2 separate regions of the Homo sapiens genome follow, and region 2 is linked to region 1. Evidence: read pairs that join two places in POLR2A ChIA-PET (ENCODE). Cell type or tissue: HepG2. All regions are shown on one strand. Each heading gives the region's core, and the rest is flanking DNA. Links, peaks and the distances in the headings are about the cores only.

What was found. Peaks named below come from ENCODE experiments on the same cell type or tissue, not always from the same donor. Only the 100,000 strongest peaks of a DNase experiment are listed, where the experiment ranks them.
Region 2: POLR2A ChIA-PET joins it to region 1 with 7 read pairs; 3 of 35 experiments call an interaction of 5 or more read pairs at or near these places.

What each region holds. Positions count from the first base shown.
Region 1 is chr2:207,924,664-207,929,059 of GRCh38, reverse strand. All of the region lies in intron 5 of PLEKHM3 (pleckstrin homology domain containing M3), which reads left to right. Among named protein-coding and RNA genes, the nearest start is that of PLEKHM3, 99 kb to the left of the region's middle. In HepG2, for the core only: no CTCF peak of the experiment used is centred there; DNase peaks (open chromatin) are centred at 789 and 2,619; H3K4me3 peaks cover 323 bases.
Region 2 is chr2:207,759,716-207,764,111 of GRCh38, reverse strand. It overlaps FZD5 (frizzled class receptor 5), which reads left to right. Exons shown (of 2, transcript NM_003468.4): 2 at 1-1,514. Among named protein-coding and RNA genes, the nearest start is that of MIR4775, 7.1 kb to the right of the region's middle. In HepG2, for the core only: no CTCF peak of the experiment used is centred there; a DNase peak (open chromatin) is centred at 2,452.

The sequences.
Region 1 (4,396 bases), core at 133-4,132:
AAGGAGGGATGGATGTATATTAAGTGTCACTTCAGACCACTGAGTAATAGCTAGTAGCTCAGTTTTGGGGAGGGAATCATCTTCAGAGTCTTCTTTTTCTTACCTTCCTATTTTTCACTTAGCGCAATGTCTGACCCATCCAAAACACTCAAAAATAGTTGTTGAGTGAATAAGAAAATGAGTGAAAGAGCAGTCAAATCAGTCCAAAAAATTTAGATGGTTCTGTTTCTGAGATAACTCTCAAATCTTTCCTCTCCTTTTTACTTCTAATACACTACCCTGGTTGAGAATCTCAAGGCTATTGCCGTGTCCTTCTAACTAGCCTAACATTTCTTCCCTCTTCAATCCAACCTTTGCATTAGATAAATTATTTAAAATAGAAGTATAGAATTCAAGATCTGCCCAAGTCTAACCCAGTATATTGTTCTACTCTCAAATACCCTGCCCTTCCGGCAAAAATTATTACTTTGCTCTCAAGGCATTCCCTTGTGGGAATTAAATGAGTTCACACAACTGAAGTGCTTAAAACAGTGCTTGGACATACTAAGCATACAGTAAATACTATTATTGTTATTAATATCACTTTCTTATCCTAGACTGTTCTTATATCTGGCTTTAAAAATATTTGATAAAATATTCCACTTAAAAGCCACCACCTGTTATTTTCTCTACTAGAATTAATCCTCTTTTCCTGCTGCTATGTCAAGAAAGGAGTGAGCAAGGGAGAGTGGATGGAAAGCTAGCTGGGCCCAGGCCTGTAGTTTCTGCTTATACAGTGCTTGCTTCTCCATGTGACTGTTTCATAAAATGGGTGGAGCAGTCTGCCTACAAGCCAACAATGAGACATTGATTCCTACAGAAACTGAGGAAGCACTGCTTTATTTTAAATTTTGTTATTTTAGATTTCCTATACTTACATGTTGTTAAAATATTGTTTAGGGTTACCATTTCTCTCAAACCTGAGGCAGAGAAAAGTGTGCTAGTAACAAATAGTACTTTTACGGCTTTTGAGGGAAGGGGTAAGTTGAGGGGGGATGTTATTGAATTTTTTTTAAATCTTTTTTATTAAAAAATTTAATTAAAATGTAATTATTAAAAAATTGTTTTTCTAGCCACTAAACAACCAGGGATGATTTATTCTGAAATACGACTATTTAGTGAAATAATCTCCAAGAGTTTTGCCAGGGTGTCCATACTTCCTGCAGCCAGGCCACACTTTCTTTTCTTTTTGAGACGGAGTTTTGCTCTGTCACCCAGGCTGGAGTGCAGTGGCACGATCTTGGCTCACTGCAACCTCTGCCTCCCAGGTTCCAGCAATTCTCCTGCCTCAGCCTCCTGGGTAGCTGGGATTACAGGCATGTGCCACCACGCCTGGCTAATTTTTGTATTTTTAGTAGAGACGGGGTTTCACCATGTTGGCCAGGCTGGTCTCGAACTCCTGACCTCAGGTGATCCGCCTGCCTCAGCCTCCCAAAGTGCTGGGATTATAGGTGTGAGCCACCACACCCAGCCAGCCACACTTCTTTTTTTTTTTTTTTTTTTTTGAGACAGAGTCTCACTCTATCGCCCAGGCTGGAGTGCAGTGGCATGATCTCGGCTCACTGCAGCCTCTGCCTCCTGGGTTCAAGCGATTCTCCTGCCTCAGCCTCCTGAGTGGCTGGGATTACAGGCCTATGCCACCACACCTGGCTAATTTTTGTATTTTTAGTAGAGACGGGCTTTCACCATGTTGCCCAGGCTGAATCTGACTTCTTAAAAACAAAGTTAGTCACCAATACCTTTATATGTAATGAGTTTATCCAAAATCAATATTTAAGGCTCCCTTTGTTTTACCTGAGGATACGACATCTAAAGTGGGGGAGTTTAAACAGTGAGGTGAACTTGCTGGACTTAACTAATCTCATATATCCCTGATAGAAACTGAAAGAGGGAGGAGTTGATGGGGAACAAAAAAAAGCAAGAGAATCCAGTTCTTATCTAGTCGTAAAAGGCATTCTCTTCCTGCCTGGTTTTTACCTCAATATGAGAGTGGCCATTAATCTCCAGCAAGTAGGCGCAACATGCCGAAGACCTGTCAGCACCATATAAACAGAATAAAGCAAACTGTTAATATTGCTGTCGTGAGAAAACTGAAAACAGACTGATTAATTGTATTAGCGCTCGACCGCCAGGGAGCCAGCTTTGGCCGTCGCCTTATTAGGGAAGTCATAGTTTGCTTTTAGGCCTTTCATTATGATGGCTGTCCGGTATTCATCCTCACTGTTTTTGTTATTGTTGTTAAATGAACGCCTTGTTCTTGAACCCACACTGCACATCTTGACTGGCAGGGGTGATTAGTTTAGAAAAAGTCAGTGTCCTCCCCGAAGCTTAAAATGTTTACAGTGCTGACAATTCACTGTTTCTGAGGACTCCCAGATGGCGGTCCTGCTGAATTAGTTCAAGGTCTAGTTAACTTTTCATGAGAAGAATTATTTACAGTGTCCACACATGAAGGTGCATGAAGAACTCTGTGGAAAATCTGGGCATACATGGCAATGTCAGGACACATCCGGATCAGCAGCTGTTAGGGAAATTTCTGGGAGGGACGTTAAGAACTGCTAGGAAGAGCCTCAGCTCTTGCTGAACACAGGAACAGCAGGATGTGTCACACACAGGCACGGTAGAATGTGTCACCTCAAGGCCAGATTTGGCCAGCAGACATGTTTTGTTTGGCCTCACAGGGATGGCCCCACAAAGTTTTGAAATTGTGAAATAGTTGCCAACTTTAAAAAAATCAGGAGTTTTCATGCACACACAAAGTGAAGCTTTCTGGTTTCTCTTGGGAAATGAGTTCTGATTACACAGAACTTCCCTCATTCTGTGTAGCAGAGATCAGCTTTAGACACTTGACTTGCCACTTTGCCATAACTTCTTCTGCTCTAGTTTGTCTCCCCAAACCCAGTGCCACTTGGCATATAACACATTGCTGCCCTGTTTTTCTCATCTCCAGCCCATTTAATTCGTTTATGGTGGTTCCCTGGGCCTAGGCATTCGAGGTTTTAACCCCAAGGCCATGTAATTAAATATTAAGAACAGAGTTTGTCGATGTCTCAGATACTAGATCCGTAACTCGGTCAGGAAGTTCATCTCAAAGGATGCCGAATGTCTAGATGTGGTTCTCTCAAAAGACAGACATGAAGAGTCCTGTAGAACTAGAGGAAATAACACCAGGTCGACTTCAAAGTTCCTCAGAAGATGTGTTGGGGTGTCCTAAGGCTTGGGCTAGGCCATTACAATGCGCCCCTCAGGCAGTTGCGGTACAGTGATTTGAGGGAGGGACCATTACCTGGAGCAGCAGCCTCACCACAAAGCTGAAGATTAGAGCTGGGTTACCAAGCCCAGGTGGGGCAAACTGAGAAAAAAGAAAAAAGTGAGGACACAAATGGAGGTGGTTTATTATAAACTCTGCGTTAAGTTGGACGGCCTGAGCTCAGAGCTCATTTCTGTCTCTGTTAGCTTTCAGAGCCAGTTTTCTCACCTGGAGACAATACCACCTCATAAGGAAAGTGCGAGGATTCAGGGATTTAATGCCCAGAACAGAGCAAGCTCTCAGGAAATATTAGCTGCTATAACTTTTATTTTAAGCAGATCATAATTCAGGAGGAGCCAGGAGGTGAACAGGGGAGAAGAGGCAAAAGGAAGATGAGCCTGGAGGCATCCAAGAGCCTGGGATTCAGGGAATTGCCACACCTTTCTGTGCAGAGCACACAGGATCAGTAGAAGTTATGAGATGCGGACTCTGGCCCATCAGTAGCGATCTACCCGGATCCCTCAGGGACCATGCCCCTTAATCCTCCCTCCCTGCTTCTAGCATATTTAATTAATGTCATACTCTCTAATTTTTTTACCTGCCCTCTCACTAAAAAAAAAAAACAAAAAACAAAAAAACAACCCTGTTCATACTACCACCTAAGATCCCATCTTAAGCACTCAGAACTGTCTCCATTTCCCTTTTGCCCACTCACTTCTGACGTGGCCCCTTGCAGGCTGGCTGTGGATTGCACTCTCCTCTGACACCTTGACTTCCTGAGGCCCTTGTTTCTTTGGCCTCCTGGGCATTGTTGGTCACCATTTCTCCTAGACCTCCTTCTCCCTGTCCTTCTCTGCACTCTGTCCTGTCCGAGTCTCCCCCTTCTCCTTGCCCTCAATGCCTCCACATCCTCCAGCTCCCTAATGCTAGGAATACCCAACACCTCGGCTGCCCTTCTGCATAATCCTCCAGCCTTCACAGGAGCCAATGGGGCAACTTTATGTGAGCTAGCAGAAGGTGCCCCTTTCTCAGGGCACTTGGTTTTGTTGTTGTTGTTGTTTTGTTTGTTTGTTTTGGTTTGGTTTTGAGACAGAGTCTCTCTCTGTC
Region 2 (4,396 bases), core at 1-4,000, 160 kb after region 1:
GTCTAAAGGAACTAATGGGACCTCTCAGTGAATTAGCTGACCAGATTTTAGGAAATCTTTTTAATTTCTATGATTTTCCTTCTCACATTTTGAAATGGTAAAATTGACTGGAAATAATTTTTCTTGGTGCCTTATTGGTTTTCCTTGCAAACCTTTCTCATATTTTCTCATGACCATTGCCAGTGACCAAGGCCCATGTGTGTGTTGTGTGTAATTGTGGGCATGTACAAGCTTAAATAACGTGCCGACAGCACTGTTTCAAAGTTGGTATTCATTAGGCTGTTGCCTCCTGGGCTGGAGCTGCGCTAATCCTGACACCGGCTGCCAGGAGAAAACCTCATGGATCACACACCAAACCTTAATAACAGCATCCGTGACCTGCACTCTCCAGTACAGAATGGGAACCCCAGAGCTAGGAAATGTAGTTGTATATTTTAATGAACTGCTACCCCAGCCAAAGAAGCTTCTTTCACTTTTGTGCTCTACAGAAAGCCCAAGGGGGGTAGGAGGGACAGAGCTTTGAATAACTGCTTTCTAACACTAAATGTGGCCAACAGGACAGAGCACATCACACGTATAGGCAGGTGTGAGGGACAGTGGCTAAGAATTGCCTGCTCCCTCTGCATGCTCTTTCTTGTTTCCAAAGTCCAATCAAGTGATCCTGGGAAACAAATCTGTCTGGATTGCGGAGGGTGGTTCTGAAAGAACTGCCAAGACGTTAAAGAAGGGTGAAGAGTAGGCAGAATATAAGTAGCTAACCTGAGTCAAGACTCTCAAAAGCTAGCAGCCTGATGACAATAGGATTTATTTCAGCCAGGATAGTGTCTGTCTGTGAGTGCATCATTTTAAGACAGTATGACTTCATGTTGTTACAAACTATGTATAGTATGTATGTTTTGTGGGTTGTATATATACATAATATATATTATATATATATATGAGAGATTTGGTGACTTTTGATACGGGTTTGGTGCAGGTGAATTTATTACTGAGCCAAATGAGGCACATACCGAGTCAGTAGTTGAAGTCCAGGGCATTCGATACTGTTTATGATTTCCATATATGTATAGTGCCTATCCCATGCTGTAGTCACTGTTATGTTAAATCCAGAAGTTACACTAGAGCCAGCGATACTTTATTTGTAGACAATCAATTTGAATCCATATGTTATTACTGGCAGATGATACATGATTACAGTTCTGAATCTGTAACACTTACAAAAGGAAACCCAGAGCAGCTTGATGAGTTTTTGTTTCTGCTTCGTTCCTGGGAGTCAGTAGAAACAGCAGTTGTATGTGGTTATGTTAGTCTCAAGATACTTAATTTGTTGACCTTACTTCAGAAAAATTTTGTATGTATTATATTTGTGGGAAGGTAAAATAATCATTTGAGATTTTTATCAAATATGAAGATTAGTTATTTATGAAAAACAAAGAAATGTCTATTTTTCTTTGTTCCCAATTAATGTAGATAAATTTTAAAATGCATTAAAGTAATGGTAAAGACAATAAAAAGATGCTGTAGAAGTCTTTTTCTCCTCATGTTTTTATAGAGAGACATTGCTTTCTAAGAGTATTCGAGGAGATAATACGGATTCTAACTTCATAATCAGGTTTTTCAGATGTACTTAAAATATAAGCAGCAAAAATTTTATTAGTAAGTAAAATCAAGCAAATTCCAATCACCAGAAACAGAACTAGTTAAGAAACATGTTTTACTTGAATATCTTTCCTAGGTCTCACTCCTGCCGATCCTGTGATTGTCTCATGAGTCACTTGATGAAGGCAGATACGTGGAAGAACAGAGACTTTGCCTGAGATTGCGTTCTATTTTATAAACCCTCCATTTACACTGAACCAATTTGATTAGAGATGATGCTGTTTTGTGCGTCCGGTTGGAGGGCAGGAACTCCCAAAACTTTGTCATCCAGCAGTTGGATCTGCAACTTGGTATTGCGCTCTAAATACAAGTCAGGGAGCCCAGAAGAGACAGTAACACTGACTGAGCTGGCTCTTCCCTGTTATCTGGACAGATGCTTAGTAAGCCTGAGATACTATTGTTGGACCACCTACTGATGCTGCTTTGGCAAAATGCAGATTAGCCACCATCTACCAAACACCACCTCATTTTAATGCCTGGGATGTCAGTGTTCTCCACCAACGCTCTGAGACATAAGTATGTGGGAGAACATGGGTAATTAGCTTAAAATATTTGTAGGAGACAACATAAATCCAGTAAGAAGTTAGCATTATGAGAGTGTGTAATTCAATGTCAAGGTGAACACTAGGAAGTTTATTACATTGATGCATAAGGTAGTTAGGAGAGGCAGACTAGAAAATATAGTTGAGTTGAATCCTAAGAGAAGAGCAACTGTACCTTACATGTCCGGGACACAGTAGTTAGCACATCTTCCCCATGCTTTCTTGTCACTCATTTTTCCCCATTGGAAAAGGGGGCAAAGGGCAAAGTCACAAGCTGGAACAGAGAGAGGGACTGTTGGGCTTAGAAGGTTGCAGAAATAGGCTGGGTGCGGTGGCTCACGCCTGTAATCCTAGCACTCTGGGAGGCCAAGGCAGGCAGATCACCTGAAGTTGGGAGTTTGAGACCAACCTGACCAACATGGAGAAATCCTGTCTCTACTAAAATTAGCCAGGCCTGGTGGCACATGCCTGTAATCCCAGGTACTCGGGAGGCTGAGGCAGGAGAATCACTTGAACCTGGGAGTCGGAGGTTGTGGTGAGCCAAGATCACACCATTGCACTCCAACCTGGTCAATAAGAGTGAAACTCCGTCTCAAAAAAAAAAAAAAAAGTTGCAGAAATAGGTGGGCCCAGGGTAATACTGGTAACAATGGTTCTTTTAGTGATTTAGTTACACAGCTCGTTAGCTTGTCTATGGATGGTAACAGGGTTGAGAGGCAGAGTGGTTATGAGCATGGATTTGGGAGCCAGACTTAATAGGAATTAAAATCCCAGCTCCACCACTTATGTGCCATGTGATCCTGGACACAACCTCTGGGTATTTCAGTTTTCTCATTTGTGAAAAGGGAGACTTATATTTTAGGGTTAAAAAGATTTAAAGGATTGACTCAGATTAAGGCAAAGTTAAGGTAAGTAAAACAATGGGGGAAGCCGCTGTTCAGACATGGAATGAAAGGAGATGGAGAGATTAGGTTTTCAAATTTGTATTTGCGTAAGAATCATTTGAGATTCATGTTAAAAATGTCAATTCCCAGATCTCAGCCCCAGGAATTGAGATTCAGTAGCTCTGGGGCGCAGTAAGCTATTTTTTTTTAAAAAAAATAAGCTTTTAATTTTGGAATAATTTTAGATTTACCAAAAGTTGCCAAAATCAGTTTCTGTATGCCCCTTACTCATTTCCCAACGTTAACATTTGTTAAAACTAAGCAGTCAATGTTGGCACATTACTATCAACTGCAGACTTCATCAGATTTTCCACTAATGTTCTTTATCTGTTCCAGGATCCAGTGCAGGACACCACACTGCCTTTAGAGAAGCTTTGTTTTTCACAGGCACTTTCAGCTGATGAGAGGCAGGTGGGTTGGGGACCACATTGTGAGAATCACTGGGACATTTAAAGAACTGGACAAAAATTGCTGCATCCCCAAACTGGGGAGATGAATGCAATTTTAAAGCAGAAGGGAATAAAGTAGTGGAGGGTGGATATAGAAGGTTGATTTTAGAGTTAGAGATAGAATCCCCTCCACTAGATGAGGAGGGTTACTTTAAAGAAGGCATCTAATGCCAGAGGAAATAGTAGATTTTGGAAGGTGCAGTTGCCACTTAGTCCACAGCCTAGATTGAGGATACATGACTAGGGTTGTGAGCAGGTCAGGAGATCGGGTAAGTGCAGTAAGTTGGGAACAGCTGCTTTGGGGAACACAGGTGGGCTCAAATAGGTGATGAAGGGGAATTACAAGAGGCCTGTTAGCCTGTGAGCCTCATGACACCTGCATGTCCTGGAACCTGATGCTAATGCTTTGGCAGTGGGTCACAGTGACCAACATCAAGCATTGCCACATTGGGTCAGGGTGAGGCTGGGATGATTTTGTTGAGGGAGGGTCCTAAGGATCTTCACCTAAGAGTGAAGGAGCAGGTGGAAGACCAGGTGTGTAAAACACTTGAAGCTCCTCCTTTGTCAGAGGCAGTTCTCATGCCGAGGAGACACAGGAGCCACCAGCTAGGGGGTGGCAGGTAAACATTTGTAGAATTGAGGTTAAGAAGACAAAGCAACAGATTTTCTTTTTTTCCGTAAAGCTAACAGTCTAATTTGGGAATCTTTTGAGGTCTTTTGAAGTAGATACTACTGATAGCTCATTGAAGACCTTAGGTTCTGGGACCATTACTGAATTTTCCTAATCACATTCCAATTGCTT